Regions from separate parts of the Homo sapiens genome. Here regions 1 and 2 are each linked to region 3. Evidence: chromatin loops called from intact Hi-C (ENCODE). Cell type or tissue: heart right ventricle. All regions are shown on one strand. Links, peaks and the distances in the headings refer to the core of each region. The heading gives the core; the rest is flanking DNA.

What was found. A loop is a pair of places that touch in the nucleus more often than their neighbours do. Peaks named below come from ENCODE experiments on the same cell type or tissue, not always from the same donor. Only the 100,000 strongest peaks of a DNase experiment are listed, where the experiment ranks them.
Region 1: it touches region 3 in a loop (3-fold over the local background); 24 of 110 quality-filtered maps call a loop at or near these places.
Region 2: it touches region 3 in a loop (4-fold over the local background); 3 of 110 quality-filtered maps call a loop at or near these places.

Annotation. Positions count from the first base shown.
Region 1 is chrX:3,660,559-3,668,231 of GRCh38, reverse strand. All of the region lies in intron 2 of PRKX (protein kinase cAMP-dependent X-linked catalytic subunit), which reads left to right. It overlaps PRKX-AS1 (PRKX antisense RNA 1), which reads right to left. Exons shown (of 3, transcript NR_046643.1): 2 at 746-950; 3 at 40-298. Among named protein-coding and RNA genes, the nearest start is that of PRKX-AS1, 4.9 kb to the right of the region's middle. In heart right ventricle, for the core only: no CTCF peak of the experiment used is centred there; a DNase peak (open chromatin) is centred at 4,144.
Region 2 is chrX:3,791,634-3,799,306 of GRCh38, reverse strand. No RefSeq gene overlaps it. Among named protein-coding and RNA genes, the nearest start is that of TRI-GAT1-1, 43 kb to the left of the region's middle. In heart right ventricle, for the core only: no CTCF peak of the experiment used is centred there; no DNase peak of the experiment used is centred there; H3K27ac peaks cover 1,475 bases.
Region 3 is chrX:3,709,810-3,717,482 of GRCh38, reverse strand. PRKX (protein kinase cAMP-dependent X-linked catalytic subunit) reads left to right here and starts at 3,834. Exons shown (of 9, transcript NM_005044.5): 1 at 3,834-4,395. The coding sequence starts at 4,230. It also overlaps the pseudogene RPS27AP20. RefSeq lists enhancers at 1,922-2,569, 4,901-5,210, 5,611-5,740, 5,966-6,487 and silencers at 3,531-4,260, 4,281-4,410, 4,451-4,730. In heart right ventricle, for the core only: no CTCF peak of the experiment used is centred there; DNase peaks (open chromatin) are centred at 3,882, 5,262 and 5,902; H3K4me3 peaks cover 2,829 bases; H3K27ac peaks cover 2,726 bases.

The DNA of each region.
Region 1 (7,673 bases), core at 1,806-6,805, 50 kb after region 3:
TATTTGGGGCAAAGCAGACGCTTCAAAAAGGGAGGCTTATTTTATTATCTATATTTTTCTTTTTTATTATTTTTTACCTTGATTCCCTTTTTCTATGTATGAAAAGGGAGGTTTAAGTTCTTGCAAGAGAATGCAACTGTAGTGTCTTCTGAATGGAGTTTTCCATTTGATGCCAAGCCTTCCAGTGCCTTGGTCTAAGGAGAACTGCGTAGGGTGAGAAGAGTCCCAGCGATACGTGGAAAAGGGGCCTTACCAGCTCTGGAGGGCAAGAGGTAGGGGGTGAAGACGCAGTGGACACCTAAGGAGAATTTTGCAGGAGGAGTAGGGGTTTATTGGCTGAAAGGGGTGGGTGGTGGAAACTCATTCTAGACAGGGAGTGACACGGAAGCCATGGGTCACTACGGGGCAGGAGGGACATGGGGGAGAAACTCAAATCTGAGTTCAGCCAGGAGGTGGACACAGGAATGCAGTGAACCCAGATGTGTAGGAGACTGCCATGGGGACTGGGGTATGAGGAAGGACTGGCTCTGGCTCGGCTGTGCATATAAGGAAGGACTGGCTCTGGCTCAGCTGTGCATTTGGGCTGCTGGACAGTGAGGAGATCCAGGGAGAGAGAGTGCATTCCAATTTGGGAAACTTTGAGGGCAAAACATCTGCAGCAACTGTCTCAGAAGAGAGCCTGAGGCAGGGTCCTTGGAGGGAGGAAGCCACAGGTGGATGGAGCCACCGAGGGCTGCTAGGTCACCTTGGTTAAGGGCTAGTTGCAGTGCAGCCAGGTCGGAAAGTAGAGCCGTTCTGGAGCCTCACATGGCATAGATGTTGGAGGAGATGGGATGAGGATGGCTCATTTTCTTCTTCTCACCACAAAAGCCCAGCTTTATGGCGGGCTCTGGAGAGAGGAGGACCAACTTCTACGGTAAGGCGTCTCCAAATTAGTGAGGCTGATTTGCCTGTTCATAAAAACAAAAACAAAAGCAAAAAAATCCCTTAGAGGACAAGCCATCCCCGCAGACCCTGCAAATAAAAGACTGCAGATCAGCTTCGCGGATGGAAAAGTGCTGCTGTCAGCTAAAGATGAGGACAGAGCTGCTCAGCTGAGGTCACTGGAGAGGATGGGGAGGGGACTTGGAAACCTCCCTTGTCTCAGTCGTTGTTGACGACATTGACTCTTTCTTCATGTTGACTTTCCCCCCGTTCATAGATTCATAGATTGCTCTCTATGCTGGAAAACATTCTTTAAAATTTAATTTTTTTATTTTGTTAACATATATCACATAACAGTTTACTATTTTAACTTCCTTTTTTTTTTTTTTTTTTTTTAAAAGAAATGAGGTCTTGCTCTGTTGCCCAGGCTGCAGTGTACTGGTGCAATCATGGCCCACTGCAGCCTCAACCTCCTGGGCTCAGGTGATCCTCCTGCCTCAGCCTCCCAAGTAGCTGGGACTACAGGTGCGCACTACCACGCCTGGCTAATTTTTTAATTTTTGGTAGAGACAGGGTCTCGCTGTGTTGCACAGGCTGATCTCCAACTACCAGGCTCAAGCAGTCCTCCTACCTCAGGCTCTCAAGTTGAGCTGGGACTATAGGCACATGCCACCATGCCCAGTTAATATTTTAATTTTTGGCAAACATGTGATCTTGCTTTGTTGCCCAGGCTGTTCTCAAACTCCTGATCTCACTCAATCCTCCTGCCTTGGCCTCTCAAAGTGCTGAGATTACAGGCATGAGCGTCCATGCCCGGCCTCATTTTAACCATTTTTAAAATGTACAGTTCACGGCTGGGCGTGGTGGCTCACGCCTGTAATCCCAGCACTTTGGGAGGCCGAGGTGGACGGATCACGAGGTCAGGAGATCAAGACCATCCTGGCTAACACAGTGAGACCCCGTCTCTACTAAAAATACAAAAAAATTAGCTGGGCGTGGTGGCGGGTGCCTGTAGTCCTCAGCTACTTGGGAGGCTGAGGCAGGAGAACGGCATGAACCTGGGAGGCAGAGTTTGCAGTGAGCCAAGATCGCACCACTGCACTCCAGCCTGAGTAACAGAGCGAGACTCTGTCTCAAAAAAAAAAAAAAAAAAAATGTACAGTTCACTACTCGGGAGGCTGAGGCAGGAGGATCACTTCAACCCAGGAGGCGGAGATTGCAGTGAGCTGAGATTGTGTCGCTGCACTCTATCCTGGGCAACAGAGTAAGACTCTGTCTCAAAAAAAAAAAAACAGAAAACAAAAAAAACAAAACACTGTTTAGTGGCATGGAGCACATTCATGTTTCTGTGCAACCGCCACCCCATCCCCATCCCCATCCCCATCCATCTCCAGAACTCCTTTTCATCTTCCCCAACTGAAACTCTGTCCTCATGAAACACGCCTTATTGCCCCTCCCTCCAGCCCTGCCCTGGCAACCTCCCTCGTACTCTCTGCTCTATGAATTTGGTGATTCTAGGAGCCTTATATAGGCAGAATCATACGGCATTTGTCCTTTTGCGACTGGCTTCTTTCAGTTACTGTAATGTCCTTCAGATTCCCCCGTCCTGTAGAAAGGAATTTCCCTCCTTTCTAAGCCTGAGTACTATTCCATCGTATAGAGGATACAGCATGTTGTGTTTACCCATTCATTCATCCTTGGACACTGGGGTGCCTTCCACCTCTTGGCTGTAGTGAATAATGCTGCTATGAACAAGGTTTGGCAAATATCTGTCCAGTGCCTGATTTCAGCTGCTTGAATACATTGTTTTAATTTATTATTATTATTTTTTAGAGATGGAGTCTCGCTCTGTCACCCCAGCTGGAGTGCAGTGTTGTGATCTTGGGTCACTGCAACCTGTGCCTCCTGGGTTCAAGCGATTCTTCCAACTCAGCCTCCTGAGTAGCTGGGATTACAGGCATGCACCACCACCCCCAGCTAATTTTGTACTTTTAGTAAATATGGGTTTTCACCTTGTTGACTGGGCTGATCTGGAATTCCTCATTGCCAGGTAACTATTTCACAGCCTGGTATGGATCCTTCTGTACTTTTCTTTGTGTTAAAAAAGCCCCCTCACACAAACGCACACACACAAGCACGCACACACACAAGCACACACACGTGCACGTGCACACACACATGCACGCACACATATATGCATGCACACACACACACGCGCGCGCCCCGTGCAGTTTTGGCCTCATGCCACTAGAGTATGCATCATTTTTGTCTCTTGTTTTCTTGGAGATCCCTCTGGGGTATTTTGAGGAGGAGAAGTTGTATTATTATTGTGTTGTTGTTAATCTTTAGACATTCAGGGATACACGTGGACGTTTGGTACATGGATGTATCATGTTATGGTGAGCTTTGGGCTTCTAGGGTACCCCTTACCCGAATAGTGAACATTGTACCCAATAGGTTATTTCTCAGCCCTCAACCCCTTCCCAGCCTTCCCCTTTTGGGAGTCCCCGTATCTGTTATTTCCATTTCTGTGTCCATGTGGACCCACTGTTGAGCTCCTACTTTTGAGTGAGACTATGCGGTATTTGACTTTCTGTGTCTCAGTTATTTTACTTAGGATAGTGGTTTCCAGTTCCATCCCTGTCGTTGCAAAAGACATGATTTTATTTTTTATGGTGGTGTCGATATACTACATTTTCTGTGACTTTTATATACTAAATTTTCTTTATCCAGTCATCTATTGGAATGGCTGTTACAAAAACTCAAAAAAATCCAGGCATGGTGGCCCACGCCTATAATCCCAGCACTTTGAGAGACCCAGGCAGGAGGATCGCTTGAGCCCAGGAGTTTTAGAACAGCCTGGGCAATATAGGGAGACCCTGTCTCTACAAAAAGCTCGAAGAAATAGCGAGGGATGGTGTTGCACGCCTATAGTCACAGTTCTTCAGGAGGCTGAGGTGGGAGAATTGCTCGAGCTCAGGAGTTGAAGGTTGCAGTGATCTATGGTTGCGCCACTGCACTCCAGCCTATGCAACAACAGAGCGAGACCCTATCTAGGAAAAAAACAAAAAAGTAAGAAAACAACAGATGTTGGTGTGGAAGTGGAGGAAAGGGGCCATGGATGCGCTGCTGGTGCGGAGGAGGTCTTCCAGTGCGTGCAGCAGGGGAGGTGACCTCACTTCTCCTCGAGAGGAGCTCAGCTGTGCAAGGCAGTGTTGCAGAGGATGGGAGGGTGCATGTGACCCTAGGAGCAAGGCTGTGTGCCTGTGGGCATGTACTTCCTGGTGACGTTTCCTTGGACCCCACAGTGGGAAACAGGAGCCCCTCTGCCCTCTCATTCCTCTTTCTCTGTATTTGCATTCGCTGTCTTGCTGGTCTCAAGATTCCCAAGCGCTGCTGCCAGCCCACCCCTTCAGCCTGCCAAGCTACATGTGTGCGCCCACTTGACCACTCTCTGAGCCTTCTGCTCAGATGCCTCTCACCAAAAATGAGTTCCTGCTCTTCCTCCTTGCCCCTCAGCCCTAATCAGTTCCTCATTTGCACTTCCCCATTTCATAGGTGGTCCTTCCAGCTCTTGGGGCTCACCCAGGAACCATTTTTTATTCCTTTTCTTTGACTCTGCATTCACTGTAATCCTGAGTCCTGCCCTTTTAACTTTTTTTTTTTTTTTTTTTTTTAAGAGATGTGGTCTTGCCGTCTCATCCAGGCTGGAGTGCAGTGGTGCAATCATGGCTCACTGCATCCTTGACCTCCTGGGCTCAAGAGATCCTCCCACCTCAGCCTCCCAAGTAGCTGGGACCACAAGTGCACACCACTATGTCCAGCTAATTGAATTTTTTTGTGTGTGTGTGTGTGTGTGTGTGTGTGTGTGTGTGTGTGTGTAGGGACAAGATCTCACTGTGTTGCTCAGGCTGGTCTCAAACTCATAATTTCAAGCATTTCCCCTGCCTCAGCCTCCTAAGTAGCTAGGATTATAGGTGCACACCGCCATGCCTTGCCCCTTTCCAATTCTCAAACACATCTCCAGAGCCCATCCACATCAATGATGTCTTCACAGAAGCTGCCATAGCTTATCTAAATTCCCTCCCCTTCTCTCCACTGATCTCTGATCTCTGCTGAACTCACCCCTTCCTGCTGTATCAGCCCAAACGTTTCTGATGTGAAAATAGGCAGGGCGTAGTGGCTCATGCCTATAATCTCAGCACTGTCAGAGGCTGAGGTGAGAGGATTGCTTGAGGCCAGGAGTTTGAGACCAACCTGGGCATCTTAGTGAGACCCCATCTCTAATTTTTTTTTTTTTTTTTTTTTTAAAGACAGGGCCTTTCTCTGTTGCCCAAGATGGAGTGCAGTGGTGCCATCATAGTTCACTGCAGCCTCATTCTCCTGGGCCCAAGTTATCCTCCCACCTCAGCCTCCCAGATAGTTGGGACTACAGGCCTGCACCACCAAGCCTGGCTGATTTTTAAATTTTGGGGGTCTTGCTATGTTGCCCAGGCTGATCTTGAACTCCTGGGCACAAGTGATTCTGCTACCTCTGTCTCTCAAGTAGATAGGAGTACAGGTGCATATCACCATGCCCACCTAATTTTTAATTTTTTTTTTTTTTTTTTTTTGAGATGGAGTCTCACTCTGTCCCCCAGGCTGGAGTGCAGTGGTGTGATCTTGGTTCACTGCAAGCTCCGCCTCCCAGGTTCACGCCATTCTCCTGCCTCAGCCTCCCAAGTAGCTGGGACTACAGGCGCCCGCCACCACATCCAGCTAATACTTTGTATTTTTAGTAGAGATGGGGTTTCACCATGTTAGCCAGGATGGTCTCGATCTCCTGACCTCGTGATCCACCTACCTTGGCCTCCCAAAGTGCTGGGATTACAGGCATGAGCCACTGCGCCTGGCCCTAATTTTTAATTTTTTGTAGAGACGTGATCTTGCTTTGTTGCCTAGGCTGGTTTTGAGCTCCTGGGCTCAAGCGATCTGCCACCTTGGCCCCGCAAAGTGCCGGAATTACAGACGTGAGCCACCGCACCTGGCCTCCAGCTCTTTTGTGTCTCTCCCCAATCTTCCTTTGGCCTTCAGCTGTGGGGACAGAGATGCCCCCTGCCTCCCTGTCCCCACCTTCTACCTGGTCTTACAGGACCCCCTCCAGCCATCCTTCCAAGTTTACTATGTAATGTCTGTTCCACATCAAGCCTGCAAAGCTCATGACAGTCACAAGATCTGCCGTTCCTGATACTATGTACCGAGAACATTACTTGGCACATAAGGGGCCCTTGTCCAAAACATTTGGAAACCAATAAAGAATGTGGCTGGTGAGTTACTGATTAATGTGTTGATGAATTCATTGATTGCTGAGGCTAGTATGTACAGTAAGTGTTAGATCTTGAACATACTTCTCATATCCATTGTGATAAACCCTCTTATCTTCTATTGCTTTTGAACTTTTATAGACTTGATGTCAGGGGCAGAGTCCCTCAGGTAACTGGAATCATTGAACTGATGCATTGGTTTCTAATTTTCTAAGCTCAGATTTGAAATCACCTGTGGTCACTAAACTCGTCCTATCCCACAGCCCCTGCACATGATGACTTAAGTTTTGTGAATGTTTTTTGGAGATAGTAAAGTCAGTATCTCTTTCAACATTTTGTTCCTTATCTTTAGTGATACCCAGCTCTGTACAAATTCTGTCCACGTAAGCAAAGTCTTTTTTTTTTTTTCCAGATAGGGTCTGGCTCTGTCACTGAGGCTGGAGTGCAGAGGTTCAGTCATAGCTTCAACTCCTGGGCTCAGGCTGTCCTGCTGCCTCAGCCTCTTAAGTACCTGGGACTACAGGCCTGCACAACCACACCTAGCTAATCTTTTTATTTTTTGCAGAGACAGAGTCTCCCTATTTTGCCCAGGCTAGTCTCAAACTCTTGGTCTCAAGTGATCCTCCTGCCTCAGTTTCCCAAAGTGCTGGGATTACAGGTGTGAGCCACCACACTCGCCTGCAAAGTCTTACTGATAAAAGATTTGAAGGAAGGATGTGTCAGAGAACTTCTTTTTTCTTATAATATTTACTTAATCTTATTGGTTTGGGGAAGGGCAAGAGAATCCCAGTTATCTAGATTTTTCTTTTTCTTAAAGGAGTATGTTTTTACTTGCTAACTCTCTTTGTAAACTGTTACTTCTTAAAGATGCTGAAGGGTGATCCCGCATTAGTGTATAGGTAAAAATGATGTCTCCATTTCATATATACTGATAAGGTGACTTTATTAAGCCTTGTGGTTTGTTGATGTTGATTTTACTGAGACACTTGTGGAACAGATGTATTTTCATACAACCTTACACATCTCAGTAGTTTTCCCCACTCGTGCAGTAACTTTTTCTCCCCTGCTTTCTCTCCTCCTCTCCCCACCTCTTCTTCCTTCCCCTCCTCTCCTCGTCCCTTCCCTCCTCTTCTCATTTGATACAAAGCCCTAACTCTCTTCCTCTACAGATCATCCTACCCATGGTTGAAATTGCAACTTCCCCTGCAAGCCAAGTGACCGAACCTGAGATGTTTGTATTGTCAGGGCTTGCGTATTCTACATGCCTGTGTAATCCTCAAAGTTCTTTCATTCCTTGCTTCTAACCTACCCAAATCCTTCTAATCTCCCACCATGGTTAATTATCTCTGATGCTCCTGAAAGGTGACCTGCTGCTACATTGTGACAAGGTGATGCATTATTCTTAAGAGGATCTGTGCAGATTATTATCCCAGAGTGAGGTAGATG
Region 2 (7,673 bases), core at 1,348-6,347, 81 kb before region 3:
ATAGCATGTAATTTTACCTAATGTGGAAAAGACAATGATTTGAAATGCATCGAAGTTTTGTTTTAATAAAATAATGATGAAGTAGTGGGTTGAAGATTCAAGGCCAGACTCACACCTGCGTACCTTCTCATCCTCTGAACACAATAAGGACACATTCTCTCCGTTGTATAGCGCCTTTTATAATCCATTGCACACCAAAAACTTTATCATCATTTCCCTGTTGCAGTTTCAATTTCTTCCCAGGTACTTTTCACAGCCCGTCTGTATCTTCTCTTCGTTAAACTTCTTCTTCCTATCTATAGATCTGTTTCACACAGAACTAACATCTGTGACCCAAATGGCACACTGCTATTTATTTAAATCTAAGATCGCAGATCTGGAAGAAATCATGAATAATCTAGTCCAGGTGTCCTGAGTCGTAGGTTAAAAAACATCTCAAGTGGAATCAACCCAAATGACCATCAGTGGATGAAGAAAAACACAACGTGGTCCATCCACACAAGGGAACATGATGCAACCCTAGAGAGGAATGCGGCTCGGAAACAGGTTACAGTGTGGGTGCACCTGAATAACAGCACACTCAGCGAAACGAGTCAGACACAAAAGACCACGTGCTATATGATGCCATTTATATAAAGTGTCCAAAATAGGCAAATCCACAGAGACGGAAAATACATGGCCATTAGAGGCTGGGGAGGCGGAATGGGAAGTGACTGCTAGTGGGTACAGGGTCCCGTTTTGGAAATATGAAAATGTTCTGGAACTAGATAGAGACGTGGTTGTGAACATACTAAATCTCACTGAGCTGTACACTTTAAAATGGTGAATTTTGCCAGGTGCAGCGGCTCTCGCCTGTAATCCCAGCACCTTGGGAGTCCAAGGTGGGTGGATCACCTGAGGTCAGGAGTTCGAGACCAGCTTGACCAACGTGGTGAAACCCCGTCTCTACTGAAAATACAAAAACTAGCCGGACATGGTGGTGGGCGCCTGTAATTCCAGGTACTTGGGAAGCTGAGGCAGGAGAATTGCTTGAACCCAGGAGGCAGAGGTTGCAGTGAGCTGAGATTGCACCACTGCACTCCAGTCTGGGCAACAGAGTGAGACTCTGTCTCAAAAATAAATAAATAATAAAAATAACAAAATGTTGAGTTTTATGTTCTATAAATTTCCTCTCCATAGAGAAAAAATTAGTCTTCTCCTAAGTCTCAAAACCTACGGTGGGCATCACTTCAGTTACCCCAAAAGTTAAGAGCCAGGGCCAGGCACAGTGGCTCATGCATGTAATCCCAGCATTTTGGGAGGCCAAGGTAAAAGGATCACTAGAGCCCAGGGGCTCAAGACAAGTGGGGCAACACAGCACGACCCCAACCTTACAAAAAATAAAAAACTAAGTGGGTATGGTGGAGCACACCTGTGGTCCCAGGAACTCAGGAGGCTAAGCTGGGAGGATCGCTTCAGCCCAGGCAGCCAAGGCTGCAGTGAACCACGATTGCACAACTGCACTCCAGCCTGGGCAACAGAGCAAGACCTCATCTCCAAAAAAAGTTTAATTTAAAAAGAAAGTTAAGAGCAGAGACAATCCTGTCCTCCCCATCCCCACATTGTCCAACACTCAACAGACAAACAGATACCAGTCTTCCTTTATATTTTTTTCTTTTTTGAGACAGAGTCTCACTCTGTTTCCCAGTCTGGAGTGCAGTGGTGCAATCTCAGCTCACTGCAACCGCCGCCTCCTGGGTTCAAGCAATTCTCCTGCTTCAGCCTCCCAAGTAGATGGGATTACAGGCATGTGCCACCACACCCGGCTAATTTTTGTATTTTTAGTAGAGATGGGGTTTCACCATGTTGGCCAGGCTGGTCTCAAGCTCCTGACCTCAAGTGATGCGCCCACCTTGGCCTCTCAAAGTGCTGGGATGACAGGCCTGAGCCACCGCGCCCAGCCCTTCCTTTATATTTTCGCATGGCTTCATCTTAAAAGATTTATCTGTGCACCTCTTTGGGGAAATTTTTGCAAACAAATATTTCTGTCTGGCCATTGGGAATTTGAAAGATGTTTAAATCTTATTGACTTTACAATCTTTCGTGGGTTTCCTAGAAGACAACATAGAAACCTGATGGACGTAGAAGGGAAGGGTAATATAGAATTAGCAGAAAGTTTGTCAATTAAGATCCATACTTATTTATAAGATAATAACATTGGCCTCATCATGAAAAAAGTGCAGGTAAGTGGCACACCAATTATATCCCAGCTAGAAGTAACAATCAATGGTGTGAAAAGATAATTCTACTTATCATGTGGTCAGAAACACCTGAAAGTACCTCAAGCATATAGAGCTTCCAGTGCTGGGTGACCAGGGGAGAAAACCATGAGTTTTCAAACCTGTCCCAGCACATTCCTGAAGTTTTCACTTACTTTTTTTTTTTTTTTTTTTTTAAGACGAAGTCTAGCTCTGTTGCCCAGGCTGGAGTGCAGTGGTGCTATCTCAGCTCACTGCAAGCTCCGCCTCCCGGGTTCAGGCCATTCACCTGCCTCAGCTTCCCGAGTAGCTGGGACTACAGGCGCCCATCACCACGCCCGGCTAATTTTTTTGGATTTTTAGTAGAGACGGGGTTTCACCGTGTTAGCCAGGATGGTCTCGATCTCCTGACCTCGTGATCCGCCCGCCTCGGCCTCCCAAAGTGCTGGGATTACAGGCATGAGCCACCGTGCCCAGCCAGTTTTCACTTACTTTTTTTTGGTGGGGGCGGGATTGGGGGCAGGGTCTCCGTCTGTTGCCCAGGCTGGAGTGCAGTGGCATGATCATAACTCACTGCAGCCTCAAACACCCAGTCACAAGTAATCCTCCCACCTCCCAGCCTCCCAAGTAGCTGGGACCACAGGCATGCACCACCATACCTGGCTAATTTCAAATTTTTGGTAAAGACAGGGTCTCACTATGTTGTCCAAACTGGTCTCAAACTCCTGGGCTCAAGGAATCCTCTGCCCTCAGCCTCCCAGAGAGCTAAGGTTATGGGCATGAGCCACTGTGCCCCGACTTCCACTTACTTACTTTGGAAACAAGCTGCATCCCACTAGAGAAGTCCCAGCATCTGCAGGTGCTGTATAGGATGACGATGAAGTTCTTCCTACTCCATCAAGACCATCAGCCAAAGGAAAGAGAGCACATTGCTCCAGGCTGGAGTAGGTGTTACAGACTGAACCATGTCCCTTCAAAATTCATATGGGGAAACCCTAACCCTAATGTGGCTGTATTTGGAGATAGAGTCTATCAGCAGATAATAAAGACTCAATGAGCTCATAAGAGTGGGGCCCTCATCCTATAGGACTTGTGTCCTCATAAGAAGATGAAGACAGATCTCTCTCTCTCTCTCTCATTGTGATAAGAACCCTTAATATGAGATTTACCCTCTTAAATACTTAAGTACATAATAGAGTATTGTTAACTATAGGCATGATTCTGTACAGTAGATCAGAGCTTATATGTCTTGCATAACTGAAACTCTGTACCCACTAAACAATTCCCCATTCCTTCTTCTGCCAACCCTGGACAACCACAGTTCCCTCATTCTCTCTCTTTCTCTCTCTTTCCATCTCCACCACCGCCTTTCTGCTTTAGGACAAAGGAAAGGCCATGTGAGGATACAGTGAGAAGGTGGCCATCTGCCAGCCAGGAAAAGAGTCCTCACTAGACCCCAATCTTAACAGCATCCTGTTCTTGGACTTCCGGCCTGCAGAACTGTGAGAAAATAAATTTCTGAGGACTGTGGGACCTAGCAGACTAATATGGTGAGTGTTTGTCCCCAGACAGGAATGCCTGAAGTTGGGACTCTTGGACTCAATAGAGCTGTATACGTCCATTCTCACACTGCTATGAAGACATACGTGAAACTGAGTAATTTATGGAGAAAAGAGGTTTAATTGGCTCACAGCTTCACAGGCTGTACAGGAGGCATGGGTGGGGAGGCCTCAGAAAACTTACAATCATGGTGGAAGGCGAAGGGGAAGCAGGCACAATCTTCACATGCCCAGCAGGAGAGAGCGAGAGTGCACAAAGGGGGAAGTGTCACACATTTTTAAACAACCAGATCTTGTGAGAACTCACTCACTACAAGAACATCAAGGAGGAAATCCGCCCCCATGATCCAATCACCTCCCACCATTCGGAATTACAATTCAACAGGAGATTTGGGTGAGAACACAGAGCCAAACCATATCAAGAGCTAGGTCAGGATCAAGCGTCTGTCTCCTCATTTTATAAGGATAGCAAAAGCATTAGCTGCAAGTTACTGAATTCACATGGTTTAACTGTACAGACTGCACCCAAAGGTTATTTCAGAGACAACACAGATAAGCTTTTTGAGACCAGGTTGTTTCCAAAGGTAAGGGAAGATTGAACTACACACTGTTTGCAAAGCAGCTAACTTATGTATGATACACTATGCACAACTACCGGAAAAGAACATACAGGAAGGTGTTGGAAATGAACTCTGTGGCTCCTCCCCTCTTCCAGATGTGGTTTTAAAAAATGCCCATTTTCTGTTCCTCAAAAAATTAAAAATAAATCTACTGTGACCCAGCAAGCCTACTCGTATTTGTCCAAATGAAATAAAATCAAGATCTCAAATAGACATCTGCACCCCCATGTTCACTGCAGCATCATTCACTATAGCCTGGGCATGGAAACCATCTAAGTGTCCGTGGATGGATGAATGCGTAAAGAAAATGTCATGCATATATACAGTGGAATCCTATTCAGCTTTAAGAAAGAAAGGCAACCAATCATTGGCAACAACACAGATGAACCTGGAGGACATTATGCTAAGCAGAATCTGCCAGGCACAGAAAGACAAATACTGCCATGTCTCACTTATATGCAGAGTATAAACTCATGAAACTCATAGAAGCAGAGGATGAATGGTGGTTGCCAGGTGCTCCGAGGAGGGGCAGTAGGGAGTTGTTCTGTGGGTATAAAGCTTCAGTTATACAAGACGAATAAGTTCTGATCTGCTGTCTACAACACTGCGCCTGTAGTTAATAATACTGTATTCTGTACTACTCAGCCATAAAAAGGAATGAAATAATGGCAATTGCAGCAAGCTGGATGGAATTGGAGACCATTATTCTAAGTGAAGTCATTCAGGGATGGAAAACCAAACATCGTATGCTCTCACTTATAAGCAGAAGCTAAGCTATGAGGATGCAAAGGCATAGGAATGGCATAATGGACTCTGGGACTCAGGGGGAAGGGTGGGAGGGGGGTGGGGGATCAAAGGGGACACACTGGGTACAGTGTATACTGCTCAGATGACGGTGCACCAAAATCTCAGAAATCACCACTAAAGAACTTATACGTGTAACCAAACACCACCTGTTCCCCAAAAACTATTCAAATGTTTTAAAGAGTTAACAAGTAATAATAATACTGTATTGCATACTTAAAAACTTGAGAGGATAAATCTCATGTTAGATATTCTTACTGCAATTTTTTTTAACGTGTCTGTTTCCTGGTTCTATCCAAATCTTCTGATCTGCCACTATCTGACTCTCTGTCACCTAAGAATTTCCTTCAGTGGCCCCCACTAAGACGTCCCGCATCCTACTCAGCCATGGGACACCTGCAGCTTTATTTCAGGTCACACAGGCTAATGTCAGGGAATCCACTACTCTCTGTCAAACCATAGGTACACAGCATTTCTTAAGTCCAAGATGTCTCTATACTTCCACTGGCTTCTCTTGTCATAGTCCAACTCCATGCCATACTGAAGTTTGAGGAGGTTCATTCTTTTGTTTTCCAATTCACTTTAGAAAAAAAATTAAATAAATAAAACACACACTCTAGAATCTCATCCTTTCTCTCCCCAAGAGGTAAAATCTCAGAGCAGGTGCCCTGGGAAACTGCTGGGAAGATTCTAGCCTTGGATGAGGGTTGGAGCATGTGTTCCTAGTGAAAACTTTTAGAATAAAATTGGACCACAGCCACCGGGTATGGGTATAGGAACACATCCAGGTGAGGGGGATAGACAGAGCAGACCAAGATGGGAAGAAGAATTTGTAAATTCCCTCAGCTGTAGGAGTCCTGAGACAGACCCTTTGTATGGGGTGCACCTGGAAACATTCAAGACTTAGTCCAGAGTCCTCCTGACCTGAGAGCCAGGCCCCCCTACCCGAACTTGGAGACACCTCCATAGACAGCCATCAAAGTCTAAACAATGGGTAAACGATGACCCAGAACAGTCTTCCCATGGTGCAGGCGCAGCGGTAACTTCCAGGTCATGTCAGACATCTCTTGGGCTGCAAGACCTCCCCACTCTCTTCCTCCTCGTCCTCATTCTCCTCCTCTTCCTCCTTTTTAAAAAACCATCTAACACCTTCACATGCTGCTGAGAAGACACGAACCCACACCAACCTGTGAAACTTAAGTGTGTCCAGGAGTACCTTCTATTTTGTTGATTTTTTTTTGCTACATTATATTAGAGCCTTGAATTAATCATATAACTGCACAGAAATCTGTGTGGATAATGTAAAAGAGTTCTCAGGGTGGGAATACCCTTCCTTCCTCCTCCTCCCCTCCTCCTCCAGCTCCTTCTTCCTCTCTCCTCTTTCACCTCCTCCCTCCAACTTTTCTTTCTTTTTCTCCTCCTCTTTCTATTCCTCCTCCTCCTTCTCCTCCTATTGTTCCTTCTCTTTCTCCTCCTTCTCCCTCCAATTTTTTCTTTTTCTCCTCCTCCTCCTCCTTTTCCTCCTCCTCCTTCATCTCCTTCTCCCTCATCTTCCTCTTCCTCTTCTCCTCCTTCTCCTTCCCCTCTTCCTTTCTCTTGCTTCCTTTTATCTTTCCTCCCTCCCATCTTCCGTTCCTTCCTTCCTTCTTTCTTCTCACTTTGAGCACTCCACACAACCAACCCCACACAGTCAAGCATTCCCAGATATGTGTCAAGAAAATGTGACGAAAGACATATAAAAAAGAGTACCAATCAGCCAAAAAAACAAAAGTGGGTCTGATACAGGTCAGATATAATTATGAAACCACCAGTACCTCTATTCCAGGATGGGATGGAGGTTGAAAGCTGATGCACAGCCAACATGAAACAGTCTCAACCGCATGACCAGCAATTCCACTCCTGGGTAAATACAGAAAAGAATCGGAGGCCAGACACAGTGGCTCACATCTGTAATCCCAGCACTTTGGGAGGCAGAGACGTGCAGATCACCTGAGGTCAAGAGTGTTCAAGACCAGCCTGGCCAACATGGTGAAATCCTGTCTCTACTAAATCTAAACCTGTAATCCCAGTTACTCAGGAGGCTGAGGCATGAGAATCGCTTGAATCTGGGAGGCAAAGGTTATAGTGAGGTGAGACCGTGCCACTGCACTCCAGCCTGGGCGACAGAGTGAGATTCCATCTCAAAAAAAAAAAAAAAAAAAAAAAGGGGGCGGGGGGCTGGGCATAATGGCTCACGCCTGTAATCCTAACACTTTGGGAGGCCAAGATGGGAGGGTCACTTCAGACCAGGAGCTCGAGACCAGCCTGCCGATCAACACACCGAGACCCCCATCGCTAAAAATGAAAAGAATTTAAAAAATAATTGAGACTCCAACAGATATGTACACACCATATTCATAGCAGCACCATGGGTCGGGCAGTGTGACTCACGCCTGTAATCCCAGCAATTTGGG
Region 3 (7,673 bases), core at 955-5,954:
TGTCATTCTCATCCACCTTATAACATTTCAGGACATCCAGCTTCACCTTCTTTCTCTTGTGCTTATTCTTCTTGGGAGTGGGGTAAGACTTCTTCCTTTTCTTAGCAACACCACAAAGTCTCAGCAAAAGATGAAGAGTAGGCTCCTTTTGAATGTTGCAGTCAGACAAAGTACGTCCATCTTCCAGTTGCTTGCCAGCAAAGATCAGTCTTTGCTGATCAGGAGGAATTCCTTCCTTATCCTGGATCTTGGCCTTTACATTTTCTATCGCATCTGAGGGTTCAACCTCAAGGGTGATGGTCTTCCCCCTTAGGGTTTTCACGAAAATCTGCAGTTTGGTGGCAGCTTCACCGCAGATGGCAGTGAAAGGGAAGCTGAAGCATATGTTTAGGTCAATAAGTTGCAACATAAATATATATATACACACACACATATATACACACATATATATACACACAAACACATATACACATATATATACACACACATATACATACATATATTTTATATATTATATATGTTTAACTCAGAATATATATATGTGTGTGTGTATATGTCTGCGAAGGTGGCTAAACACTTCACGTATATACACACACACTAGAATATATATTATATAAAATATACTAGAATATATATTTATATAAGTTATATATATGCAAATTATATATATAAATTGTAAAGTTGGCCGGGTGCGGTGGCTCAAGCCCATAATCCCAGCACTTTGGGAGGCCGAGGCGGACAGATCACGAGGTCAGGAGTTTGAGACCAGCCTGACCAACATGGTGAAACCCCGTCTCTACAAAAAATACAAAAATTAGCCAGGCGTGGTGGCGGGCACCTGTAATCCCACACACATACACAAACATATATATACACACACCATGGAATACTATGATTCCATAAAAAAGAATGAAATAATGTCTTTTGCAGCAACGTGGAAGGAAATGGAGGCCATTATCTTAAGCAAAATTACTGAAAAACAGAAAGTCTGCATTTGTACCTCCTCAATATATAAAAATGAAAAAATAAAAAATAAAATTAGAAAAAAGATTTTATATCACCATATATAGAAATATATATTTTATATATCATTTATGCAAAATATATTATATATCATATATATGCATACTTATGTACACATACATATACACAAATATATAACATATTTAATTCAGTATATATAATATATGGAATGGCTATATATACATTATATATACACACATACATACACAAACACACACATACAGTATACATGCTTAAAGAGTGTTCAGCTCCCTTCAGAGATTGTATGATTTTTTTTTTTTTAGTTAGGATCTCACTCTGTTGCCCAGGCTGGAGGGCAGTGGTGCAGTCATAGCTCACTGCAGCCTTGACCTCCTGGGCTCAAGGCATCCTCGTGCCTTTGCCTCTGTGCTGGGATTATAAGTGTGCACCACCACACGTGGCTAGTTTAAAAAATTATTTTTGGTAGAGATGGGGGGGTGGGTTCCAATGTTGCCCAGGCTGGTCTCGAACCCCCATGCCTCCCAAAGTGCTGAGATCACAGGTGTGAGTCTCTGTGCTAAGCCAGATGGTACAATTTTGATTCTTCTCATATTTAACAACACCTGCACCTATCATTGTATTGAATTTATAGCTCATTCTGGTTTAGGGTCAGGGACTTATTCCTTCCGAATGGCAGAGTTCAGCAATTCCTGACTCCACCGCAAATTAATGCCACTTCATTAAGGCGGTAATGACCCTTCCATGCCTAACTCACAGGGATTTTCCTTTTTTGTCTCTCAAGTAATAGGCTGTGGTTTCTCAAGGATTTTTATGATCCTTCCAGATGAAAGCTGTTTTGTCAAGCAAGGTGTTGTGAAACGTGCAGGGTCTATTTATAAGAAGAGGTAGCTATGCGGTCAAGTTCAGGGTGGGTTCGGTGGAATCAGACCAACCAGCAGCTCAAGCAGAGTTTAACGCTGCAAATCTGTGCCACGTTCTTCTTCCTGCGTGCAATTTGCAGGCAAGGACATCTGCTTAATTGGGTGTGAAACCCGGGCCTTGATTAAAAGGACTTTATGAGGCCGCAGCCTTGCATTTCCAAGGTCAGGCCCTAGTGGAGAGGGCGCGCGTTCCGCGGGGAGACACGAACTTTTCCTGAGTGCGCGTTCCTTGCTGGCCCTGAACCCCTCGGCCAGGCAGGGCTTGGCAGGGCCGTTTCCTGTCCTAACCAGGATCAAGGGATTGCGCGGCTTGCTGGTGAAGCTTGGCAGGGCCGTGACCTGTCCTAACCAGGCTCAGGGGATGGCAGGGGCCTGCTGGTGTCGCATATGTTTTGCATTCCAGCTCAGGATTTTGCAGAGCATAGGGAGCGGGTGTCACCCCCGGGGGGAAATGCCACCCACAAAATGCAGGTGGAGGCTGGGCGAGGCTGGCAGCCAGGGGCCAGAAATCCAAAGCCTGAGCCAGGTTCAGACTTCCTGACTCCCCCTCCCCGTTAGCTGTGGAAGGATGGCTCGGCCTGGTCCCCCTAAAAATGTGTCCGTTCTGACTTAGAGGCCGCTTTGGCTCTCGGAAAGCCCCCCTGACCTGCGGACTGAGGGACTGGAGACCCCCTCCAATCGCAGAATCGCTGAGATCCCTCAAAACAAAGGCGTTTGCAGTTTGACCCCTTGCTGCTCAAACTGTGGTCGGCGAACCGGCAGCCTGGGCCGCCCTGGTCGCGGGTCAGGGGCGCAGCGTCCAGGCCGTGCCAGGCCCGCAAGTTAAGCACTGTCTGCATTTCCCTGGGGAAAGGGGTGACCAAATATCTAGCTATATTTGCATTTCAAATCCACACGGATATGGGTTTTAAATATAAGTATGTCCAACTATTGCCTGAGCCACACTTAAGCCAGGAAAAAAAAATCTTTGGGGTTTCTGAAATTGAAATGCCTCTGCACAATTCTTTATAGGGTTGTCGCCGGGGTGTTTGAAACAGTGACCAATCAAGTTTCACGCACTACATTTGGTCGGGCGATCTCTCAAATCTGTCTTTCCCTAGTTTTTTAAAGGAATGTTTATTTGTAAAGAATTCTAGATCCACAGGAAGCTGCAAAGAAACGCACAGGGTCGAGCCCGCCCTTCCCCGCCCCTTCCAAGTAGAAATCTAGAATCACCAGAGTCCTACAGCAAAACCAGGACGCTGAACTCATCCCGAAGACCCGGCAGCCCCTCTTGGGGATCCGCCCTCATTCCAAATTCTCTCAGGTCCCAAACAAGCACCCGCAGGAGTACTGAACTTTTTGGGGGGAGGGCAGAGGGGATCTGTATGCAGATTGCCAGCTGAGCAATCCTATTTTCTATGACTTAAAGCCAATCAGAGGCTGGGCGTGGTGGCTTATACCTGTAGTCCCAGCACTTTGGGAGAACGAGGCAGGCGGTTCACTTGTGCTCAGGAGTTCCAGACCAGCCTGGCCAACATGGTGAAACCCTGTCTCTACTGAGAAAATACAAAAATTAGCCGGGCTAATCCGAGCCCCTCTCTTCACCAAACGCCAGTTTCACTTTTTAGTTTTGAACTTCACTTCTGCTGAGCTACGCCCTCCCTGTCCCCGGGCCCCCTCGCCTCCCCATCTTCCGGGCTTGGGTGCAGCGACGCGGGTGGCCCGCCAGTGCGTCCCCGAGGAGAAGTCAGCCTGGGTCCCACCCCAGGGGTGCCCCGGGCGCGGAGGGGGCGTGGGCACCTCCCCAGCGCCGCACGCCCGGGTCTCCGGCTCCTGGGCTGGGTCGGGGCGGGGGCGGAGCGCGCGCGAAGGCGACGCCCCCAGCCCCGCGGCCGGGTTAGGGCGGGGAGAGGCGCGGTCACGCCCAGGCGGCTTCCGCCCGCCCCAACAGCGCGCACGCGGCTACCGAGCTGGAGGAGGCGGCGGGCGCGAGACCCGGAATGCGCAGGGCCCCCGCCTCGCCCCCCCCAGCCCGGGCCGCGGCCCCCGCCTTCCCCGCAGTCGTCCCGCACTCGGTGCCCGCCCCCCGAGGCCGGCGGCTGCTCCCACTCGGGGCCGTTGCTGCTTGTGCCGTGAGCGCCGCCCAGCCATTGTCCCCGTCGCTCCGTCAGCCGCGCCGGACCGCGCACCAGGAGGCGAGAGCGCGCATGGGGAGCCTCTGTTGATGCCGCCGCCGCGCCGCCCTCCGAGGCTGCGTCCCGGGAAGCCCGGCTCCCCGAGCGCTCCGGCCTGGCCCGGTGCCCCGGACCTGAGTGCGTCCCCATGGAGGCGCCCGGGCTGGCCCAGGCGGCCGCGGCGGAGAGCGACTCCCGCAAGGTGGCGGAGGAGACCCCCGACGGGGCGCCCGCGCTCTGCCCCAGCCCTGAGGCGCTGTCGCCGGAGCCGCCTGTGTACAGCCTGCAGGACTTTGACACGCTGGCCACCGTGGGTGAGTGAGTGCGGGCGGGGACTCGGCCCACAGGGGCGCGCGGCGTGGCCGGGACGTTGTAGTAGGACAAAGGGCCCTGGGTGCCGACCTCCTGGGGAGGGCCCTGACCCGCTACTTCGGCTCGGAGTCCCCGTGCGGGGCTGCACCTGCGCCCCGGGTCTTCCCGGGTGGAGCGCACTCCCCAGCCCCCCAGCCCAGGCAAGTACCCCCGACCGGCCGGGTGCCTAACCTGAAATGCCGACGGCTCCTCTCGGAGACCACCCTCCACCCCCAGCACACACAGCACTCTGGGGCCTGGGCCGTCCGACGTCACAAAACCTCCTGCGGGTCACCTCGCCTGGGGGACCTCGTGCTCCCTCCCTGGCAGCGGCCCCAGGGACACTGGCGCGGGGTGCGAAGACCCCTGCAGGCCTCCCCTAGGCCAGCCTCCCTGTGTGCCCAGAGGCAGGGAATGTACAGATTTCTCCAGGGGCTGCAGGAGCAGCTGGGCTGTGGGGGACAGGTGTCCCGGGGCGCTGTGGGGACGAGGACGGCAGCGCTGGGGACGGATCCTAACATGTCCTGACACCGCCTGTGCTCTTCGTCTTGTGCCTCTGAAATGGGTAATTCTTGTATCGGACGCTTTATCCGTTTCCTTTGTCCTCTGTCTTTGAACTTAACCCCGAATGGGCAGCTTGACAGAGAGGTTTCGAGTTCTCGGTGCTCTTGCATCCGGACACGCGCTGCTTTATGGAGCAGCCCTGAGTGGGTCAGAATATCCCAACTGAACGTGGGCGCTGGATTTAAACAGTTGTCATCGGCCCGCCTGTGCCACTTAGGGACTCCGTATGGCTAAGTGGGGTGTTGGCTGTCAAGAAAATAAATGGGAGAGTAGAGGGGGCTGTCCTGGGTGTGTTGGTGAGGCGTCGGCTCTCAGGCCCTCTAACTCCTGTTTGTCCTCATTTTGGAAAGGAGGAAGCTGGGCTGGGAAGCCCAAGGGCTCGAGGCCATAGCTTATGACTTAGGAAGACCAGCGGGCATAGCCAGTGGGGCCTTTAGAACCGCTGAGGAAGAGGGGACTTAGCTTCCTTCAGTGACCTCTTTGCCACTTAGACCTTGAGGAAGGGCCCACGAGGAAAGCCTGAATTTGGAAGGACAGAGTGGGAGGAGGCCCTCTCTCTTTCTCCTCTCCCTCCCTCCTCCTCTTTATCTCATTCTCTCTCTCTTTTCTCTGTTTCTCTTCTCTCTCCCTCTTTCTGTCTCTGTTCAAGTCTCTCTGCATTTCTCCTCCTCTGTCTCTTGGTGTCTCTCTCCCTGTCCCCTTCCGGTCTTGGTTTTTCTGTCTCCCTCCCTCCTCTCTCTCTGCCTTCCCCCTTGTCTTGGTCCCCCCGGAAAGCTGTCCTGGTCTAATCTTAGAGCTGGGTGTGTTTTGCGCGGAAGAAGGGTGGGGCAGGAACCCTGACTGGCGCAGCCGCCACAGTAGGTGGAAATACAACTCGACAATGGAAAATTGATGAGGTCCAGCCGTTCCTTGGCACTCAGCACCAGCGTTTGTCATTCTTTGGGGCACCCACATGGGTCCCTTGGGAAAGGTGGAGCTGGGGCTGGAGGCCGGGGCAGAGAGCAGGATGCGGGCAGGAGGGCGGCAGAGGTGAGGGGTTCTGGTGTCACAGGGGGCCACTCAGTTTGACGTCAAGTCAGCTTAGGGTGCCCAGCGGGTAACCTCATCTTTAAAAATAGAGTGTCGCTGCCTCTGGGGACCAAGCTGGCTGGGCGGGGAGTCAGCTTTTTTTTTCAGTCCAGTCAGTGCTCTCTTAATGAGGATGAGGATGATGCTCCTTTCTCAAGGATAACTTCCTGTGAGCTCCAACGATGTGACAGGAGGGCTAGGTATCCCACACTCATTGGACAGCAGGGGACCAGGACCCAGGGGTGTGTGTGTGTATGTTTGCATGCACGTCTGGAACACTCTCTCATGACAACTGCACAGCTTTGGTGACATTATCTGCAACCTTTTATCCAAGCCCGTTTCTTTATTGTTGGTTAAAGAGCAATCTGAGTGTGATTCACCTAAAATAATACATTTTATAAAATCCTAAGCCTTTTAGATCCTTCACGATTGTGTCTCTAAGCCACAATCTACAGCAGCTTTGGACTGTTTTCCAAGGCGTGATGGAGAATAGTGAGGGGTGAGCTTGAGTCTCAGTCTGGAGTTGAAACCCAGTCTGGGTGGGTGTGACCTCTCTTCATCCTAAACTGTCACTACAGGAACATAAGTTTGCTTTTAAGTGCTCTTTCGCCCTCATTCCGAATTCTCTCAGGCCCCAAACAAGCACCCGCAGGAGTACTGAACTTTTTGGGGGGTGGGCAGAGGGGATCTGTATGCAGATTGCCAGCTGAGCAATCCTATTTTCTATGACTTAAAGCCAATCACAGGCTGGGCGTGGTGGCTCATACCTGTAGTCCCAGCACTTTGGGAGGCCGAGGCAGGCGGATCACTTGTGCTCAGGAGTTCCAGACCAGCCTGGCCAACATGGTGAAACCCTGTCTCTACTGAGAAAATACAAAAATTAGCCGGGCGTGGTGGCGGGCGCCTGTAATCCCAGCTTCTCAGGAGGCTGAGGCAGAGGAATTGCTTGCACCCAGGAGGCAGAGGTTGCAGTAAGCCAAGATCACACCACTGCGCTCCAGCCTGGGCGACAGAGAGAAAAAGAAACTTGTCAGCGTTCTAGATTGACCAGTTTTCCTCAAGGTCAGGTAGTTAGGAAGAAAGAGTGCAGTTTGCAGTTGTGAAAAGTCTGATAATGGATTCTTTTTTTCTTTTTTATGCGTGAAGGGATTCTGGAGTACGTCTGGTCTAAAGGCCGATTTCGTTTTAGGAACTTTGGATCAGAACAGTCATACTAGTCCTCAGAGAAAAAATGGTTTTCAATCTGGTTCTTCAAATTTCTTGTTCATATAACCAAGCCATGCTTGTTCCTATGATGGAGAACAATTGTGCTTTAAAAAAAGAAATTTCAGGGCCAGGTACAGTGGTGCGTGCCTGTAGTCCCAGCTATTTGGGAGGTCGCGGTGGGAGGATGACTTGAGGCCGGGAGTTCCAGACCAGCCTGGGCAATATAGTGAGACCCTCATCTCTTAAAAAAAATAGTAGTAATAGTTAGCTGGGCATGGTGGCGCATACCTGAGTTACCTGGGAAGCTGAGGCAAGAGGATCACTTGAGCCCAGGAGGTCAAGGCTGCAGTCAACCACAATCGCGCCACCGTACTCCAGCCTGGGTGATAGAGCGAGATCCTCT